Linked DNA regions of Homo sapiens: region 1 is linked to region 2. The links are chromatin loops, found by intact Hi-C in ENCODE. Cell type or tissue: PC-9. All regions are shown on one strand. Links, peaks and the distances in the headings refer to the core of each region. The heading gives the core; the rest is flanking DNA. Region 1 has its middle 13 kb from the start of CHST15. Region 2 has its middle 99 kb from the start of CHST15.

Region 1 (4,385 bases), core at 115-4,114, 110 kb before region 2:
TGGCTGTACATACTGATGTGGAAAGCATGTGGGCTTGGACAGGCTGTCCCTCAGTAGCGGGGTGGCTAAACAAGCCACTTAACCTGCGAGAACTCAGTTTCTGGGTTGGCAAAATGGGAATAGTATAGACCTCAGAGGGCGACTATTGGGATTAGATGAGATGTGTAAAGCATTTAGACAGAGCTCAGAACATGGTAGGCAGTGATGGCGGCAATGACTGTATTAGTCCATTTTGCATTGCTATAAAGGAATACCTGAGGCTGGGTAATTTATAAAGAAAAGTGGTGTGATTGGCTCATAGTTCTGCATCATTCTGCAGGCTATACGAGAAGCATGGGTCCAGGATCTGCTCCTGGTGAGGACCTCAAAGAGCTTCTGCTCATGGAGGAAGGCGAAGGGGAGCTGGCATGTCACGGAGTGAGAGGGGAGCAAGAGAGAGGGGAGGAGATGCCAGGTTATTTTTTTTTTAACAACCAGCTCTCATGAAAACTCGCTCGTTACTCTGGTGGATGGCACCAAGCCATTCATGAGGGATCTGCCCCCGTGACCTGAACACTTCCCACCAGCCCCCACTTCCAATATCGGGGATCACAATTCAACATGAGATTTGTAGGGGACAAACACCCAAACTCTATCAGACACAAAGCTCCTTCCCTCAGGGAGATCACAGGATACTATGGAAGCACTGCTTGGACTTGAGTTTAGCTGGGGGCTCCTAGAGGAGTGACTGAGCTGGGCTTCACCAGGCATAGCAGTCCACGTAGGCATAGCAGTCCACGTATGCGTACTTGGCATCCAGGTGTCTTTGCAGTGACTCAGGGACCGTGGCTGCTTTGCCCTTGGAGGTCCCTGGTCTCATCCTGAGGGAGACAGCACTTGGGGATCTCCGCCTGCTCCTCTGGGCCTCAGCTGGAAATGACACTGACCATCCTGCTCTCCGTCCCTGGATCAGGACTCGCCACGTGGCCCCGCATCATTGCAGAGGGGCTGGGAAATGCGGGGAAGCACATGGATACTCGACCAGCAGTAAATGTGCACCACTCAGAGGGTGGAGCCAGGGGGCTTCCAGGCTGGGGGAGCTGGGACAAGAGGCAGAAGGGCATCTGGGAGCCATCAGTCCTCCGGGTGCCTTCAGGGTGATGGCAAGGAAGGCGGGGGGGCGCTGCTTGGTGGCAAGGATGAGACAGTGGGTCGGGCTGGGCTGGGCCGGGCTGGAGAGCTCTGGCTACAATGAAATGAAGGCAGCGGAGCGTATAGGACACAGAGACCTTTTGGGAGGCTGTTGCAGAGATCTACACATGGGGGATGGACTCCTGAACTGGGGCTATGGCAACACAGCAGGGGAGGAAGAGGAAGGGCCTTAAGCTATCAACAGTGGAATCCAGCTTGGGACGGGGCAATTCCCAGACTCCTCACTTGGGCGACTGTCATTCACTGAGCTTGCGATCAGGGAGACTAGGGCAGCTTTGGGGAAAGATGATGGGCTTCTTGATGGATTGCCCCAACAGGCAGCAGGATACAGCATTAGAGGGCTCAGAGAGACCTGGGCCAGAGTCATCAACCTGCTGAACACCAGGTGCCCTGGCCACCTCCCCTCACACCCTGCAAAGCACCCACCACCCTTCTGCCTCTGACCCCTGCTGGGCACTGCTCAGCAGCCAGTCCCCAAAGAACAAAGGGGAGCCTGACAGATTAAAAAGCCCCGTGTGTTATCCTGGCAACAGAAGCTCGGAAGCCAGTGATCAATTCCCAGTCTGAACATAAGTAATCCCAGGACAGGCAGGGGTGGGCCGGAGGGGGCAGACATGAAGGTGCTCGTTATGGCCAGTGGAAGGATGCTTTTAACACAGAGATGGCCAGGGCACATCACATAAATATCATGCTTTGCAATTGTGGAGGTAATTGAAACATGATTAACCCCCCTGGTCTTTGGTCGTTGGGATTTGGAATCCAATATATTATGAACACTCTGTTCTGAAACTGGCTCTGTCGGCCTCTCCTCTGCAGACAGGAGCTGTTCTCATAAGCATCATAAAAAGCTTCGTGCATTATTGAACAGTGGAGGTAGTTTTCCTGTGCCCTGAAGTCCTTTGCCATTTTCTCTGTTGCATTCTGGCATTTATTTCAAACGCTCCTTTCAAGTCAACACAGACCCACCCGTTCAGCCTCCAGGAAGGAGCCCCCTCAGCCCCAAACACAAGCCCTCGCCTCTCACTTCTGGGAAGAATCAGGTTATCTGGAGGTGAATCAGAGGCTAGCTCTTTACAAATCAAGCAGCGTCTACATTACATTCTAGCCATTTCACAGATGGGTAAACAGAAGTGCAGAGGAGTTAAGTCATTTGCCTAGTTCGCTAAGCAAAACCAAAATAGGGTGAAAATGGAAACCGAAAAACCTGTTCTGACTTAGGTAAATCATGGCCACACCCTGTGCTCTGCAGAGGGAAAACACAAGCTCTACTGGACAAGTGAGGATGAAGCTACCCCTGAATAATCCCAGTGGAAAGTGGCAGGCTTGGGAAATAGAGTCGTGCTTGCTGGAGCCTCTCTGCCTCACCGAGAGGCCTGAGTGCCTTTTATTAAACAGAGGACTATTCAACAATAAATATTTCTCACACAAGGCCGGAGAAGTTACCACACTTGGCTCCCTCCCAGCCTGGCTGAGTCAGCAGGGAATTTGCCAAGGTGCGGAAACCTTGTGTTCTGTGATTTTGGTGTGTTGATATTTTTTAAATACTGAGCTGGAAAGCCTGAGGACTGCAAAACACACACGGATGCACCAACCCCATGGGTTCTGATCCTGAGAAACATGGGTTAGGCTCCTAGGGTGCTGGGAAGCTACAGCGGGGAATGGGTGGGTGGACGGATGCTACGGGGGATTTGGGAAGGGGTCAAAAGCAATGCTGTCTCTCAAATACAAGTTTCCTTTTCTATAGAATGGTTCGAATAAGGTGTAGACCCAGGGATGCTGTGAGATTAAGATTTTCGAAGTTAAGGGGCTTTAGCAGGGAGAGCGCTGGACTCGGATTTCAATCCTTCCTGATACAGTTATGACTTATCGGCTGTGAGTCCCTGGGTAAGAGGTTTCCCCTTTCTGAGCTTATTGTTTCACTTATAAAATGGGGCATTAATATTTCCTACACGAACCTTTAAGAGATAGGTACCAGGGCCCAAAGAACTGCATGAATATAAGTGCGTTTGCACAGAGATACTTACGGCATGATTATTTTTGGTGTGTTGCTACTGCAGCACTTTGCCTGGGGCAGGTCCTGTTCAGCCTTGGGACCTTGTTTATTTGTATTAGGCTTTTTGATGAGACTGGGGAGAGCTCCTTCACTAGGACTTCACAGAAAAGAACTCGTCTGTCTTTCCCTTCACATAATTAATATTCCAAATAAGAATTACACAGCCATTTCTATTAATATTTGATTCTTTGCCTCTTCAACTATCGGCTTAGTTTTCTGACTGAGATGAAAGAAGAAATAATTGTTTTTACAGCCACTCCTACTGAGGAGGCAGCTGTAGACCCTGATCGCAGCCAGGGAAGTAACAACTTTGTTTGGCCTGAGGACAAGAGGTGGGATGACGGTGTTAGCCTCAGTGGTTCCTGTGGGGAGAGAGAAGCCCCCCTCGGCTGCTTTTGAGGCAGATCCTGAAGGAATCGGCTTCTGAGTTCTGAGTGCCTTGGAGGCATGGGGAAGGCCTGCTGGAAGGCTGGTTCAGATGTGCTCCCTGCTGGGAAGAGATTGGTGCTCCACTCCCAGGACTTATAGAAGCCCAGCCTGGGGGAGGCAGATAATTAGCAGATGGGGCCAGAGGGTGACTTTCAGCTTCGACTCCAACACAGCCCCTGTTGGGCACCTGCAGGAGGCAGACAAGTACCTGGCTCGGAGGACGACTGGGCACGGCCTCCTCATCTTGGTAAAGACAATGGGGCTTCCCACTCTGGAAGGACAGAAGCCAGCCCTACACATGGTGCAGTGCCTGGGGGCCTCTGTGGTCCAGGAGATGTCCTTCTCCACTCCTTCACTTCTCAGAGGCTGGGCTCCTGCCTCCTGGAAAATTGCCACCACCCGGGGCCCAACCAGAGGCCAGATATCCCCAGAGGCATGGGGATAGTGAGGGGGTAGCCCCTGATCAGAGTCTCCACCTGGACTGAATTCTTAGAATTTTATGTTGCCCCAGCATCCATTTTGAATATAAATTTAACTTTCTCAGACCAGAGGTAGAGCTTGGACCCACCTGACAGTTTCCACTTCTCTGGCTCCTCCCAGTTCCTCAATGTGTTTGATCCAGACCTCTGCCTTATACCAGGCCTCCTGGTGACCATGTCCCCCACCACCTATGGGACAGCTGGGTACAGCCTACTCGATTCACCCCACTGAC
Region 2 (4,385 bases), core at 117-4,116:
CCAAAATTTGAAGCAGCAGTGAGCTGTGATCATGCCACTGCACTCCAGCCTGGGGGACAGAGCAAGACCCCACCTCTGAAAACAAACAAACAAACCCAACTAGTTTGAAAACTTGCTAGCTTATATGATATTTAATTAACCTGTGCCTTCATAATATCAAGAACAGCTGGCATGAAAAAGGCTCGGGGGCAAACACAATTGACTTGTGGTAAATACAAGATCAGCTGGAGGGTGTTTTGCCAAACGGCTGAAAGCCAGGAGAGCTGAGCACGCCCAGGATGTCTAGGGGACATGGACACACCTGTCACCTGCAATGGCCAGATGAGAGGCCATCCATGGTAAAGGGGATGAAAACGGTCATAACAGGGCCAGCTATGATTGAACACAGGGTGAGTGCCACGCCCTGTGCTGGGGCGTCTCCTCGTGTCTCATTAGATCCTCACTGCAACCCCAGGAGGAGGTTTTATCTTTATTCTGGTTCCGCCATTATAAAGGTGGGAGAATTGGGGCTCAGTCCCCTCAGCTAGTAAGGAGAAGAGCTGGTCCTTGATCTCAGGTCTGCTGGTCCCCAGAGCTCGAGTCCCAGCTTCAGCTTCTCAACTCTGAGTCTCTGAAAAGGGTTTCCAAGGAGGCGGTGGAACCGTGTGGACTCAATGACTTCAGACATGGTCTGGGGCTGGGAGGCCAGACCGAGCTGCTGCAGGTAGGGAGGGCTGAGGTCAGGGTTGGGTGCCATCTTCAGGTTGTGGAAGCAACAGCAATGCCAGGACAGCAGGGCCTCCTCCTCCCCTGCGACCCACTGTGTGCCCAGACTCCCAGGGACAGAAACTCCGTCCTGGGCTCCACCGCTGCCTTCACTGCATCCCCTCCCTGTCCCACATCCCCCTGCAGGCCAGAGCCGAGCTGAGTGTGCTGCTGGCCATGGGGCTCTTCGCAGGCGCTGTTGAGCAGATGGGACCGGCTGTGCCCTGGGCCCTTCCACCTCACAGGCTGACGCTTGCTCAGAGCCCAGGAACCTCGAGCCGCCCCAGACGCGGCCAATTCTGAGGTCAATACGGGGCCCCGGTGGCCAGGGGCTCCAGCAGCTGAAGGTTCGAGTCACGGTGGAGGAATGGGGCGTGGCTGCTCTCTTCCCCAGGGTTGGGCTCCCGGCCGCGGAGGGGCAGCTGGCTCGTGCCCCAGTGGCGGGGGAGACTATTTGCTTACTCCCACCTCCACATGAGATAATCAGGAGGTCTCCTGCCATACTCTGCGCTTTCAGCATAATGGAATTCAGGAAAATTCCTGGGCCGAGCCACCCCGCAATTCTAAAGGCAGAGACCTGGGCAGCCTGCAAGGACCTCGGGATATGGGTACACTTCCTATCCCCGCTATCTTCCTACTTCTCCTAAGAAACCACTTGCCTCCCGGGACCCCAGGCCTCTGCCTCCTGCCTTTGCCCACGAGGTGACTCCACCAGGAGTGCCCACCCCCACATTGTTCAACTGAGTCCGCCTCTTACCCCACCCCAAGGCCAAGTTCAAGTGCTGCTGCTTCCTCCATGATGGCTGCCCGGATTCCTCCATCCCTATCCCCAGATATGCAGCAGTGGAGCGATGTTCCTGATGCGGAGGCAGTGGATGTCTGGAGAGAGAACCGAACTGGGGGGCCAGAGAAAGAGCTGGACGATCTTAAGCAAGCAATTTAACCTCTCTGAGCCTCAGTTTCCCCAGCCTCTGAACGGGGTGAGAATACGGAGGATTTCAAGGGGCCCTTATAGATCTGCCTCTTTATTGCCTTTTGAAAACTCGCCACTTTCCCCAAGCTGATTGAATTCCTGAGGCGTTTTGCAGAGGAGCTGCGGGAAGGGTGTGGAAGGGGGCGGGTCCGGGAGTGGCAGCCCCGTCCCCACGCCCCTGGGGTTCTGCGGACCAGCTCACTGGAGACCAGGAGGCGCTAAAAGGCAGCCCTGCGCTGCCCCCTGGTGGCCGATGTGGACACTGCAGCCAGGAAGCCTTTCCCTCCCGGCCTTCCGGAGACAGGCTGCCGGCTGGACACTCCCCTGGCTTCGCGGCTCACCTCTCACCTGGCTAGGGAACTCCTGACACCAAGGGGGACCCCGGGATGAGGGCGTTGGAGGGTGAAAGACTGGGTCTCAGCTCAGCCAATCAAGAGCGTAGTTCTGAAGAAGCCCAGTTGCGGGAAAGGAGTGAATGTGGCGGCCCCCAGAGGTGCGCCCAGCTGCTCCTCCGTCTGTGGGCTTTTCCCACGGCCTTCTCAGGAGCGCCGCCCAGCAGCTCCGCTGGAAGTGGTAGGTGCGCAGACACCTCCTCCCCACCCTTCTGCCCTCCTAGTCCTTCCACCCTGGGACAGTTGCCCCTTCCCAACCCTCTCTTCTGAACCCTTACAAAACCTTGTCCTGAGCCAGCTGTACTTTGTTCTCAAGCCCCCTCCTAGGACTGTGGACGGTTGAGGAGGGCCTCGGAAGGAGCCACCACTATCCCCAGGGAGGCCTTGGAAGTGGGCGTGATAGTGATGGGGAGTTCCTGGAGCAGGATCAGGGGCCTGTCTGCAAACACACCAGGGTCCTATCCTTTTTCACCATTGCCTGCCTCTGCCTTCTCCACTTCTCCCCAGCATTCTGTCTTCCCTGGCCTCTCCCGTCTCCTCTCTGCCTCTCTTCTCTCCTTAAGCCTTGCGTCTGTGTCCTCGTAGTCCTATGCAGGCAGGCTCTGCTTATCCCTGTTCCCTGAACCATTCTATTCCTAGATGGAACAGGATGGAACAGGTCCAGGGGCCGCTGGGCTCCGACACCCCTGGCCCTATTCCCAGGGCCTCCCTGTGTTATCTGAGCACCTTCCCAGCCTTAGTTCAACACGCTGAGGTCTGGGATTTCCATCTTGGACCCAGGTGCTCATCCTGCTTGGCCCTGACCTTCCCCTCCCCTGTCCACTTTGCCTTTGAGTCCTTTCTGCCCTCTCGTCTCCTTTACTTGCTTTCTCTCTCCTCCTCTCCATTTGCTCTCGCCCCTCCGGCAGTGAAGGAGATTTACTGGGCTGGGCTAGGGCTGGGGTTGGGGTTCCAAGGGACAGAGGGTCTGGATAATAAGCCGCTACTGTGCAGGCTTAGGAGTGTCCGCAGCCTCAATGAAAAGCCGAGATAACGCAGATAAATCCACATGCCCTGCTCTGCCTAAAAGACACACTTAGAAGATCCAATCTGTGACGCTTGGCTGCACTTTTTTTTTTTTTAAATTTTACTTTAAGTTCTGGGATACATGTGCAGAACATGAAGGTTTGTCACATAGGTATACATGTGCCATGGTGGTTTGCTGCACCTATCAAACTGGTATCTAGGTTTTCAGCTCTGCATGCATTAGGTATTTGTACTAATGCTGTCCCTCCCCTAGACCCCACCCTCCAACAGGTCCCGGTGTGTGATGTTCCCCTCCCTGTGTCCATGTGTTCTCATTGTTCAACTCCCACTTATGAGTGAGAACATGCTGTGTTTGGTTTTCTGTTCCTGTGTTAGTTTGCTGAGAATGGTGGCTTCCAGCTTCATCCATGTCCCTGCAAAGGACATGAACTCATCCTTTTTTACGGCCGCATAGAATTCTGTGGTGTATATGTGCCACATTTTCTTTATCCAGTCTATCATTGATGGGCATTTGGGTTGGTTCCAAGTCTTTGCTATTGTGAATAGTGCTGCAGTAAACATATGTGTGCATACGTCTTTATAGTAGAATGATTTATAATCCTTTGGGTATATACCCAGTAATAGGATTGCTGGGTCAAATGGTATTTCTGGTTCTAGATCCTTGAGGAATCACCACACTATCTTCCACAATGGTTGAACTAATTTACACTATCACCAACAGTGTAAAAGCGTTCCTATTTCTCCACAGCCTCGCCAGCATCTGTTATTTCCTTACTTTTTAATGATCGCCATTCTAACTGGCATGAGATGGTATCTCATTGTGGTTTTGATTTGCATTTCTCTAATGATCAGTGATAATGAGCTTTTTTTCATATGTTTGTTGGCTGCATAAATGTCTTCATTCTTTTTTATTATTTATTATTTTTAATTTTTTTAAAAAATAATTTCCTTGGCTGGGCTTGGTATCACTGTCCCCACCTTCCATGGTAGGCTGCTGGGGTGGCCTGGGGCGTAAAGGCCTTAGGTACCTGGGCCGGAATCTGGGCGGGGGGACCCACTCATCTCCCTGCTGTTGGTGCCCCTCCAATGGGGCTGTCTGTTTGGTTCTACCCCATCAGTGCCCTCTATAGGCTGCTGCTGGTTGGGGGGCCGGGGGCCTCGCACAAACCGCCGTAGGTAGAAGGGTGGGGGGCGCCATCGTCTGGGCCGCTGCCCAGAGTCTTCGGCCCGCTCCCCTTCGCCGCCAGGTT

What was found. A loop is a pair of places that touch in the nucleus more often than their neighbours do. Peaks named below come from ENCODE experiments on the same cell type or tissue, not always from the same donor. Only the 100,000 strongest peaks of a DNase experiment are listed, where the experiment ranks them.
Region 1: a loop joins it to region 2, with 5 times the contacts of the local background. A loop is called at or near these places in 30 of 110 quality-filtered maps.

What each region holds. Positions count from the first base shown.
Region 1 is chr10:124,104,658-124,109,042 of GRCh38, reverse strand. No RefSeq gene overlaps it. Among named protein-coding and RNA genes, the nearest start is that of CHST15, 13 kb to the right of the region's middle. RefSeq lists an enhancer at 2,227-2,496. In PC-9, for the core only: no CTCF peak of the experiment used is centred there; DNase peaks (open chromatin) are centred at 2,462 and 3,252; H3K4me3 peaks cover 1,172 bases; H3K27ac peaks cover 2,637 bases.
Region 2 is chr10:123,992,369-123,996,753 of GRCh38, reverse strand. It overlaps the pseudogene YBX2P1. Among named protein-coding and RNA genes, the nearest start is that of CHST15, 99 kb to the left of the region's middle. RefSeq lists enhancers at 1,024-1,586, 1,587-2,149. In PC-9, for the core only: CTCF peaks have their summits at 778 (motif pointing left), 1,772 and 1,973 (motif pointing left); DNase peaks (open chromatin) are centred at 1,033 and 1,903; H3K4me3 peaks cover 1,779 bases; H3K27ac peaks cover 1,808 bases.